Regions from separate parts of the Homo sapiens genome. Here all the other regions are linked to region 4. The links are chromatin contacts, found by Hi-C or POLR2A ChIA-PET in ENCODE. All regions are on one chromosome and are shown on one strand. The core of a region is the stretch at or near the end of the contact, and the rest is flanking DNA. Distances in the headings are between cores, read along the strand shown.

The links. A loop is a pair of places that touch in the nucleus more often than their neighbours do. ChIA-PET counts read pairs that join two places held with the same protein, here RNA polymerase II (POLR2A). Pooled maps may share reads with other maps.
Region 1: a map of PC-3 shows a loop between it and region 4 (5-fold over the local background). The contact joins the promoter of SPATA6L here to the promoter of SLC1A1 in region 4. A Hi-C loop is called at or near these places in 4 of 168 maps with a recorded cell type or tissue (Caco-2, PC-3, chondrocyte and 1 more), 17 of 37 single-sample maps with no recorded cell type and 18 of 50 pooled maps. POLR2A ChIA-PET finds 5 or more read pairs at or near these places in 7 of 52 experiments (GM12878, MCF 10A, PC-9 and 3 more).
Region 2: a loop to region 4 is called in a map of endothelial cell of umbilical vein, with 4 times the contacts of the local background. The contact joins the promoter of AK3 here to the promoter of SLC1A1 in region 4. A Hi-C loop is called at or near these places in 2 of 168 maps with a recorded cell type or tissue (endothelial cell of umbilical vein and mammary epithelial cell), 12 of 37 single-sample maps with no recorded cell type and 12 of 50 pooled maps. POLR2A ChIA-PET finds 5 or more read pairs at or near these places in 3 of 52 experiments (MCF 10A and WTC11).
Region 3: a loop to region 4 is called in a pooled map, with 2.2 times the contacts of the local background. The contact joins the enhancer-like site here to the promoter of SLC1A1 in region 4. A Hi-C loop is called at or near these places in 1 of 50 pooled maps. POLR2A ChIA-PET finds 5 or more read pairs at or near these places in 2 of 52 experiments (GM12878 and WTC11).

What each region holds. Positions count from the first base shown.
Region 1 is chr9:4,665,230-4,667,929 of GRCh38, reverse strand. It overlaps SPATA6L (spermatogenesis associated 6 like), which reads left to right and starts at 1,450. Exons shown (of 12, transcript NM_001353486.2): 1 at 1,450-1,718. The coding sequence starts at 1,680. It overlaps PLPP6 (phospholipid phosphatase 6), which reads right to left. Exons shown (of 1, transcript NM_203453.5): 1 at 2,672-2,700. RefSeq lists silencers at 1,522-1,601, 1,612-1,661.
Region 2 is chr9:4,739,952-4,742,451 of GRCh38, reverse strand. AK3 (adenylate kinase 3) reads left to right here and starts at 1,250. Exons shown (of 5, transcript NM_016282.4): 1 at 1,250-1,515. The coding sequence starts at 1,365. RefSeq lists silencers at 861-1,350, 1,581-1,720.
Region 3 is chr9:4,687,887-4,690,586 of GRCh38, reverse strand. It overlaps CDC37L1 (cell division cycle 37 like 1, HSP90 cochaperone), which reads right to left. Exons shown (of 7, transcript NM_017913.4): 3 at 1,981-2,074. Among named protein-coding and RNA genes, the nearest start is that of CDC37L1, 9.7 kb to the right of the region's middle. Within about 2 kb of position 1,344, at least 4 of the 41 ENCODE cell types and tissues checked have a DNase peak (open chromatin) inside an H3K27ac peak, as active enhancers do; they include GM12878, where a contact is called at or near this core.
Region 4 is chr9:4,489,203-4,491,902 of GRCh38, reverse strand. It overlaps SLC1A1 (solute carrier family 1 member 1), which reads right to left and starts at 1,435. Exons shown (of 12, transcript NM_004170.6): 1 at 1,133-1,435. The coding sequence starts at 1,223. It also overlaps a transcript of GLIS3 not described here. RefSeq lists a silencer at 1,208-1,637 and an enhancer at 1,788-1,837.

The DNA.
Region 1 (2,700 bases), core at 201-2,700, 180 kb before region 4:
CAAGAGTTAAGACTAAGAAGAGCATAGAATGGAACATTGTGTCTCTAGAGATCAACAGGATGTCTATATTGCAGACCCAGTGATGTGGTAGGGCACACCTGGATTCAAATGTGGCTGCTCCCTTATTAGGTCTGTGGCTTTTAGTAAAAGGCTGTCTAGCTTCAGATTCTGCATCTGTAAAATAGGGATAATATCTCCCTGATAGAGTTATTGTAGGGTTGAGATGAATTAGCATACGCAATGTGCCTAGCACTTTGCAGATCCTCAGTAAAGACTGATTCTTCTCTCCCAATACAACTCTGGCTATTTATTAATTTGTTTTGCTTGTCACTCTCCTTGATTTCTTAGCATTGGTGTTGGTGACCTACCTGTTAGGATCATCACAGGTCCTGTCCCACATCACTCTGGGTGTCAGCAAGTTGTGAGTGACAAATCAATGATCTGGACACTATAGATAGTTAGGTGCCCACCTGTATCTCTTGATATGCAGAGAGACACAGCACTAGGAACTGGATAAGGATACAATATGCCCTTCTTCATCATACCAAGTTTTTCCCTTCCAGGGAAATAAACTCCAGTTACCAAAATGAATACCCAATCTTGTCTTGACCATCCTTCTGCACTATTTCCAATTGTATAACTCTCTAATGCAAAATATTAGTAATAAATGACTGAACATAATTTAGGATTTAAAATTTTTTTTTCAGAGGCAGCATTGGCCTTCCTAGATTTTTTGGATTGCTAGAAGGAGCCACTACCTGCTCCTTTCCTTCATTTTTCTCTATTAGATGTAGTGAATGTCCCCTACTCATTCAGAACTCTTGCTCTGCGCACCACCTCTGACAGTGTTTACAGTAACTGTGGTTTTGGCAAATGCAATAACTACCCATTGGACTACTCAATGCTTGCCTTAAACTAAACCCCAGAAAAGGCTGGACACCGTTATGGAAAGACTGACATATTTCTATTGCTGCTAACAGGGGATACCTAACTTTTAAATATGTTTAAGAATTAACCTTATATTTCTAATTAGCACACGTTTGTTATTGACGGTGGCCATGTTTTCCGAAGCAAACATAACATTTAATAAGCAAAAGAGTATTTTTAGGAACAGGCAACTATATTAAATGAGAATTGTTACAGAAACTACAAGGCTTGGGGTCGTGCAGCTACTAAACGTGTACTATTTAAATTATAACAGACCTATGATCTCATTCTACTTTCAGAATGAAAACGGTAAACATTCTGACATGGTAATTGGGGATAGCAGGAGCTGATGGAAAGAAGATCGGGATTGTTAGCATTTCTCTATCCGTCTAGCACGCCAGACAGGGCCAGTCTCTCCGGCTGGGGGCACTGCGTGGGCAACAGCGACCGTGAGGGCGCGCGTCTGCGCTGGGGCCTCGCGCGCGTTCCACGATGAAGACTGCGCGTTTGAGTGTCCCTGGCAACGCCACGCTTCCGCCTTCTGGAAGCCTGCACTCCAGCTTCGAGTGTGAGAGACCCGTCCCGGTGGGAGGGACCTGGGCTGGGGGGGACGGTAGGGGAACAAGGGCGTGGGACTGGGGAAGCTTCTGGGAACATTTGCTCTAGGTATTCAGCTAAACTAAGAAAAATTGGTCCAAGGCTCGGCACAAAAGGATCTTCTCATTCCAGTCCTTTCGCCCACGCAGGGAACGATGCCTCTGGAGGTGGTGGTGGAGCTGCAGATCCGGGCGGTAAGAGATCGATGAACTCCCCCTCCTTAACCTCAAGTCGGACTCTAAATAGTCTCAGGTGGTTTTCAACAACCCTCCCCCACATCCCCCACTTACCACAAACACATCATTATCTTCTGGGACAGATCGCACCTTTGTCTTTTTCTCCATATTGGTTTTCCCTGACTTCCTAACCTTTAATTCAGCTCCACCTGTTCCCACTTTTTTTTTTTTCTGTTCTAAAGCTAACATGTTTCTTATCTTTATCATGAATTTTTAATTTCTTTTCAAACAACCCTGCATTAAGTCCAGGTAGAATTTATTTTCTTCTCCTGGATAAAGATTTGTGAAAGGATTTTCAACTTCTTTAAATAACCAGGGAATAATTTTAAAAAGCTCCATCACTTCCTGATTATTTGCCAACTCTATGAACCAATCAGATATTTTCTATGATATTTCCCCTTAGTGATAGCTCTGGCTTGCTAATTCCAAAAGGGAAATCAATCAATCACTATTTCGTAATTACCAAATCCTTCCTAAGTGAAGTGCTGTGGCAGAGTGACTCCATGGTTTCTACTTGGGGGTCTGTCACTCCCTCTTATTTCAGTTTCCATTTTCCAATCCTTCCATGTAGTTAGTAACAGAATATCATGCCGCTTTTCCTCTAGGGGCTTTTCTACTGGCTATGATTACAAGCACAGTGCTAACAGGAAATTGTCATGGAATCTGGTTGTCTTCCATACAATTGGCAAATGGTGTGGTTTCATCATACATGTGGGTGTGAAAGGTGATCAACATTTCCTGGATTTGTCCCACTTTGCTGACAGCAAATAGGGCTAGACCTTATTAGTAGTGCTATACCAGTTTTAAGCTCTAAAAATTGTGCAGGAAGAAGGAACTCTTGAGAAGCTAAGTGATAAATCTGTCTCCCTCCTCATCAAGGCAAAAATTAAGCAAGTTTTCATCTCACTTCATTCACCATTATTTGTTAATTTTATTTTGA
Region 2 (2,500 bases), core at 1-2,500, 250 kb before region 4:
ATCAGTTCTGGACCTCTGAGGAGAATGGTAACTGTGTTTTATTTTCAGAGAGCCTTCTTTCTGCCTTAGCATAGTGTCCGGGACAAAGCAATGATGATAAATGGACAACCATTATTGAACATTGACCCCGTAGCTGGCATTGCACTAAGTACTACATTATTTTAACTCCTCCATTCTACTCCTCTATGCCCATTTTACAGGCAAAATGATACTCACTCGAACGTTTTTGTCCTCTGTTTCCATTCTTGAAACATGCCAAACCTCCAGTTTTAGGGCCTTTTCCTAAAACTGGACATAGGAAGGGCCCATGTCTCTCTCTTCCATATTCTAATTAAGCACTCAGCACACATGCCATCTCTTCAAAGCTTTTCCGACCGCCTATCTACAACAGCCTGCCTCCACAGTTTCACACACTCTTTTACGTTATTTATAAAAGAGTCTCACTCAATGGAAGCTGGATTTCCTCTCCTGTAAAATGAGGTAGGCCCTCTCGGCTCAAGGTCACTCCCTGTGATTCTACACAGAGAGGGAGTGGGAAGAGAGGGCGCTCGGCAGCAGAGGAGGAGGAGGAAGGAGGGAAGGGCGAAGGCGGGAGTGGGTGCAGAAGCGGGGGGTCTGGCGGTCCAGGGGGGTAGAAGGGAGGGGCGGATTCGAGTGGGCGCCAGGTGGAGGTGGGGCCAGGGTTGTCAAGGGAGCACGAAAGGGGTCGCGGTGTGTCCGGCAAGGACTGGGTAGGGCAGCGCCTGCTATGGACTAGGGGCGAGGGCTACGAAAGGGTTGTTGGAGGGGTGGATGCGGGTGGATCCCGAAACCAAGCGGCTCCGAGGGGCGACTAGAGGTGGGGAGGGGGCGCGCAGGAGTTGCCAAGGTCGGACAGAGGGGAGCGCGGTCTATCCGGCTGGGAATGGGCCGGACAGGGCGCGGGGTTCCGGGGTCGCGGAGAGGCGCGGAGGTAGATCTGAGCCGAGTGGAGGGCGCGTGGGGGTGGGTGCAGAGGGGCGCCGAAGGGATCCGGGCCCAGCGGCCGGTGGAGAGGGGCCGCGGAGAGGCGCAGGTGGGAGCTGGGCGGCCGAGCGAGCGCAGAGGGGGCGCGGCTTGCGCGGCTTGCGCGGCTGGGCGGGAACAGGCGCTCGGTCGGGGGCGGGGGGTGCGCCGGGGTAGCCGAGAGGCGGACGCAACAGCGGGGTCCCGCGCTGTCTGGGCGGCCCCAGGGGCTGTCGGCTCACTTCCGGGAACGCCGGGGAACCGCAGTAGCCGCCTGCTAGTGGCGCTGCTAGCCGGCCGGCGCAGGCTGCCGAGCGGGTGAGCGCGCAGGCCAGGCCAAAGCCCTGGTACCCGCGCGGTGCGGGCCTCAGTCTGCGGCCATGGGGGCGTCCGCGCGGCTGCTGCGAGCGGTGATCATGGGGGCCCCGGGCTCGGGCAAGGGCACCGTGTCGTCGCGCATCACTACACACTTCGAGCTGAAGCACCTCTCCAGCGGGGACCTGCTCCGGGACAACATGCTGCGGGGCACAGGTGGGAGCTCTGGGCCCAGGGCCGGCCGTGCGCTGTCACCCGGGTCGGACTTCGCGGGCGAGGGGCCGAAGCTGGGCACGCGGGTCCCTGGCTGCGGGCGCGGCATTTCCCTCCCGCCGCCCGGGACAGAGACCTCGGGCTGCTGAGCGACTGCGCCCCAAAACCTCCGGCCTCCGTGGGCCGCTTCGGGCGGGTTATGGGGTGGCGGTGGGGGAAGGGACTGGAAAGTTAGGTCGAGCTCGAAGTTCAGAGATGAAAGGAAACCACCGGGCTTTGTTTCAGAGGCCCAAGTCCTCCCAGTGGCAGCCACTCTTGGGGGTCCATCGAGCTGAGCCGCAGCTTGTTCAACGTGCTGGTGCCTTTGGAAGACTGTCATTAGCCCTGCTAGAGTCTGCTCGTTCTGTTTTGTTTTCTTTGTTTCTTTCTTTTCTCTTTCTTTTTTGGTGTGGTTAAGCTCTATGAGATCTTGTAGTTCTGACCTTTCCCCCATATTCCCAAGGCCAAGTATTATTTACCCTTGTTGCAGTCATAAAATTATCTCATTTTGATATCCTTAGATTTCGTAGACACGAAGGCTATTCTTGTGCATGGTTCTATAAAATATTTTGTTTCTCATGCCAAATAAATTCTTACAGCTCGGCACGAAAGGCAGTTAACAATCTACACTATACAATGGGTGAATTTGTGGTATGTAAATTCTCTCTTAAGAGGGTTGTTTTTGAAAAGCCAATCGCAGGAGTTTTTTTCTCAAAAAATGTTGACCTTACTTTTCAAAATAGAACCCGTTTTGAAACTCATTTTGAAACCCATTTACATAGAAATAATGCTTCCACAAGGCCTTTTTCTTTTGTTTTCCTTCTTTTTTTTTTTTTTTTTGTAAGGATAGCAAACAGGATAGACGTGCATAGCATAAAAAACAACGCCCTCTTTCGTTCCCTACCTCAGTCCCATTCTTCGGAGGGGAACAGAGTTTTCCTTCTAGAAA
Region 3 (2,700 bases), core at 95-2,594, 200 kb before region 4:
TATCTCATTATTTGCACAATAGTTTCATAAATTCAGGGGTCGTGGTGGCATAGGTTTGTGATTATGCATAGATTCGACAGTGTAGACTCTCCCCTCAAGGATGTTCTAGTATCCTAATCCAGTTTAGCCACTGAACACCTAATTTACTAGTAGCGAAAAACACCAAAATCTCAATACGGCACAATGCACTGCAGAGATCAGCCAGCCATCAAGTAGCAGGTTGACTACCCTGGTCCCACTTCATCTCAGAGGGACTGGTAATTCCTCACTTGAACGAGCCCACTCTAGATGTGGAAGTGCCCTCCCTCCTTGCCATGCTTCTAATCAGTAATACATCTGTAGTCTTACTAAATGAATTATTCACCATACCACACTATTTTTTGACCCAGAAACTCATTTTACAGCAAAAGAAATGAAGACTGTAGGGTTCATGAAATTCACTGTTCTCATCACGAACATCACTACCCAGAAGCAGGTTTTATAAAATGCTGAAGATACATAGTGCCAGATGGGTTACAACACTTTGTGATATTTGGATATTTTCCTACACAAAATTGCTTCTGAACAAGGCACTCAGCTTACAGCAAAAGTGAAAGAACTGCTTCTCATTTACTAGGTTTCTCATGGCTTCAAAGCAACCAACTTTCAGAGTGCCAGCTGGGTGAAAACACCTTGAGGAATGTTGTTTCACCAGATGCAGTACATGCTCTGAAAGAGCAATCAGTATATGGTACTATTTTTCCTTCAGCAGCAAAACATGGGCCTAGAAAGCAAGGACTGTAGGCGGGAGTGGCAATTCACATATCACAACTAAGATTCATGTGCAAATTTTTTGCTTTCTATCCTTATGACTCAAGGCTCTGCTCATTTTAAGATTTTACTATCTGTCCAAGGGAGGCCTGTGTATTCATTTTTTTTCCATTATAAATAATACCACATTGATTATATGTAGAAAAACTTTGTCTTTATTTCCTTGGGTACTATTTTTTAGTTAAACACAGTCTTTTTTCTTTCTTTAAAATGAAAAGTATGAGCAAAGTGAATATTTTACGAATAAATTACATAAAAGGAAGGGAAAAAATTTAAAGTAATATTTATTATATTGACATAACTGAAGCATAAACGAAATTCAAAAAACGTTGGGTAAATAAACACCAACAGGAAAAAGATTTCAAAATGCCATGTAAAAAGTTCATGAACATATTACAAATAAAAACCATGTTTACTAAATTAACATACTACTTGGAATTAAAAAAAAAAAAAGTTTTAAACCTTAACTCCTAACACTTCCCAGCAGCATTTTCATGCCAGCGGTATCATGCTGCCTATAATTCTCAGAACACACCATGCTGTTTCCTAACTGCCCGTCTCATGCTGTTGCTGTTGGCTTGCCTCCCTTATACATGAAAAACTCCTATCTGTTCCTTGAAATCAAGCTCAGATGCTGGCTCCTCTGGGAAGCCTTCACTTGTATCAACCCCCCTCTTACCCTTTTTCCCCAATAGAAAAAACCTATTTTTCAGTTCTTTATATATACATTTCTATTACTATATTTATCTGAGTAACAGTTCAAGGATCTGCCTGAATTATAAAGCATCATATCCAAAACCTGAAAAAAAATGAATAATCTTTAAAACATAAGATAATCAGATTCCAAGGAAGCAAAGAGGAAAAAGAAAAAAGCAAAGACTACTTAGGAAATGGAAAGAGGCTATGGAATACATAAAGTTGTCTTAAAGGTAGTACACTATATAATAATACTTTTGCTTCTCTTTACCATTTGGTTTGCTCTGTCAATTAATTTTATTTATAACCAAAAAAAAAAAAAATTCTAAAACAAGATCTATACAGCTGTGCCAGAAGCTACAAAATTGGAGTTTGCCACTTTTCTTTTTGGCTCTCTTTTTATAAATCCATTTTTTGCACATGTACATATGATACCAAACATTACAAAGAAGGAAATCCAAGTAGTAGACTTACCAAAATGTCTGATTTTTTGCTCATATTTTTGCATAAATGATTCTGATTTATCTTCATCTTCTGTGTCTTTTCTTTTATCTTGATTAATAAAACTCTAAGAAAAAATTTTAGAAATTTAAATCAGATTTTAAATTCTAATTGAATCTTCTTTCTCAGATACTGAATATCTAGCAATTCTTCCTATAGACAATATATGTGGTATAGTATCATACTGATATTACATGATTAAATTCATCTGGTAAACTATTTTTAAAAATTAAAATTTTCTTGTATGGGAGTCTTATTAATTTTGTTTAAAATGATGTATGAGGCCGGGTGTGGTGGCTCACGCCTGTAATCCCAGCACTTTGGGAGGCCGAGGCGGGTGGATCACGAGGTCAGGAGTTCAAGACCAGCCTGGCCAACATAGTGAAACCCCGTCTCTACTAAAAATACAAAAAATAGCTGGGCATGGTGGTGGATGCCTGTAATCCCGGCTACTCGGGAGGCTGAGGCAGGAGAATCTTGCGTGAACCCAGGAGGCAGAGGTTGTAGTGAGCTGAGATCATGCCACTGCACTCCAGCCCAGGCGACAGAACAAGACTCCATCTCACAAAAAAATACATACGATATATGTGTGGATATAGGTTCATCTTAGAAATCATACAGAAAAACAACTGAATTAACCTTTTTGGTAAGCTGAATTTCCCAATTAAAAGCAGGTATAGAAACATCCTTTAT
Region 4 (2,700 bases), core at 186-2,685:
CAAGCAACACCATATATTCTGAGATTTAGGAGCAGCAGTTGGAGAGGAAGGTACCTGAGGTTGGGAGGAAACAAGCTGTCCCCACTTGCCTTTTCAGCAAACACAGCTGCAGTTTCCAAGGGGAAGGTGGAGCCTGCCGAGGAATCCACATTCCTCAGAGGGTGCAACAGCCCTCACCTGCTGAGGAGCTATCACTGGGAAGGCGACAGATATGGCGCTAATCCCAAGGAAGTGCATCCCCGGGCCGGAGCTAGAAACACACAACCTTGGTAAAAAATCAGAATCTAAATAGGAATAACTCATACCTCTGAGCAATGGCTCAGACATCCACCTGGTCCAGTGATCTGTGAGGGGTGGATCACTTAAATACACCCTTGTTTAAAAACAGGCAAGGATGGCTTAAACATTATCTTAAATACAAAAACAACGTGGAGAGCAAGGAAGGCAGGAGAAGAGACGGCTGAGTTCTCTTAGCTCTCTTCCCCGGTGACCTCCCGCGGGCCACAGTGGCACATCCCAGAATTCAGGCACGAATCTGGCAGCTTTTCAGAGCCCGGGTGCAGGCAGTCGGCGCTCGCCGCGTGGGAAGGCACCTTTCCACGCACTGCCCAGGATGAGCGGCGACAGCGTTCTCAGCCTCCCTCCCCTAAGGGTCCGGCCCATCCCGGAGGCCAGGGTGCCTCTTCCAATTCGACTGAGAACTGTAATCCACACTCAATCTCTGCCCGCGCAGCGAGGCTGGGGGTGTGGGGTGAGGAAGGTGGCGGTGATAGGGGGAGATACGGTGCGGGATTAACAAAGAAAAAAATCGAACCCTGTTTTCAAACGAGCAGAACCAAGAGCTACTTGCTTCCCTTTCTACCCCCAAGCCCCTTTGATCATTTTGGGTAGAGCAGGAACCAGCAGCTCAAGGAGCACTCAAATGGGAGTCCCAGAGGAGCTTTGTTCTTGGTGTGCAGTAATTAGAGCGCTTGGGGGAAAGCCCCCGCAGGGGGCCCGAGGCTAAGGCCGAGGGGGCATCGAGGGACCCTGCATGGAGTGCGCCAGCGCCAAGCCCACCCTCAGCCGCACGCGGCCTGGGCGCAGAGAGCGCGTGAGGGTGCGCGCATCGCCCACCCGCCGCGCCGCTCACCTAGCACCACCGCGGCCACGGTGGACAGCAACACCCAGTTATTCTTCAGGAAGCGCTTCCACTCGCATCCTTTCCTCGCCGGTTTCCCCATGGCTGTCGCCGCTATTGTGCGCTGGGCTCGGCCGTGCGCGCGTGGGCTGGGCGACCCGGGGACTGCTGGCTGCTCGGCGGCGCGGCGAGATGCGGGTGCACAGGGGAGAGGTGAGAGCCGGCCGCTGCAGTCGCCGCCGTCACCACCGCCGTTGCCGCCGCCACCCGGGATCGCGCACCGCGCCCGCCGCCCTGCCAGCCCGGTAGTTTTGCGTGGCAGGCGCGCCCGGCTCCTCCTGCTGCCGCCGCGCTCTGCGGCGCCTGGGCCAACCAGCGAGGAAGGAGGGAGGAGCGGCAGGCCCGGGAAGGAGGGTGGGTGCGTGCGTGGGACGCCCGGGGTCCCTAGGGAGCAGGCGTGGTAGGGCGCCCAGCGCTGCGGCAGGAGCTGGGGCGGCCTCTCCGGGAACCCTGAGTCCCGCCCCACAGCCTTCCACTGGAGTCTGTCTCGCTTTCCACGCCTCACTCATGCTAGGGCTTTGGGTTAAGGGTTTTCTTCTGTCCCTAACCCAGAGAGGCGGAGCCACTGCCCTCCTGGGCGCGGACTTCATCCTGCACGTCTCCCTCTCCGTTCTCCACACCAGCTATTTCCAGCGCCGGCACCTGCAGAACGGGTGCCCTTTCAAGTCGGGGGAAGCTGATCCTGCCTTGGGTCCCTCTTGCTCGGCTACTCAGGCTGGGATGTGCCAGCAGCCGCGAAAGCCTGAAGCTTCTGGGAGGAGAGAAAGGAGTCCTGGGGCAGAACATGGCTTTGGAAACTTTCACGCGGAGCCTCCAGTGCCCCCACAGGGATTATTCTCCTCTTCGAGTCGCTGGAGGTGATTTGTCTGTGGACACTGGGCTTGGGAGTGTTCCCTGCACAAGGAGATGGTGATTTCTCTTAGAACTTTACTTCTGCTCCTTGGGACTTGCTCTGTGACCACAGGCCCTGGAGCATGGAGGCTTGGGGCAGTGATTAGAACTGAGAACCGGACCCGGGAGCCGCTCTGGGGAGAAAGTGGGCGGTCCATCCCCTAAGGTCCAACGGATTGGAAAGGCAAACACAGGAGAAACTAGGTTAGTGGTGCCAAATATATTTGGTGTTGCTAAGTGAATTTCTGATGCTCTTCCATTTTTCTACCCAATTTTTTCACTCTCACGTATACAATCTCTTTCCCTCCCTTTACCAAATCAGTACCTCCGCAGCTGTAAGCGGTCTTCTTATCAGCGTTCCTAAAGTTAAGTGAGCCTGGAACCCTTTTTGCTATTGTAGAATCTACTCTGATTGTGGGTAGGGAGAATTTCCCCTACTAGATTTTCTGATGACTAAATCCCCACAATTAGAGCTTCATCCCTTTGGTGTAAATTGATACAAGCATCTTTTAAGCGATAATAGATTAAGATTTACAACCCTGTAGACTTTAGTATGAATGAGTTTATCAGCTCTTTATAGAAAGTAAACTTTGAGAGAAAGAAGGTTAGAGGGATTTTAAGGTCGTTGG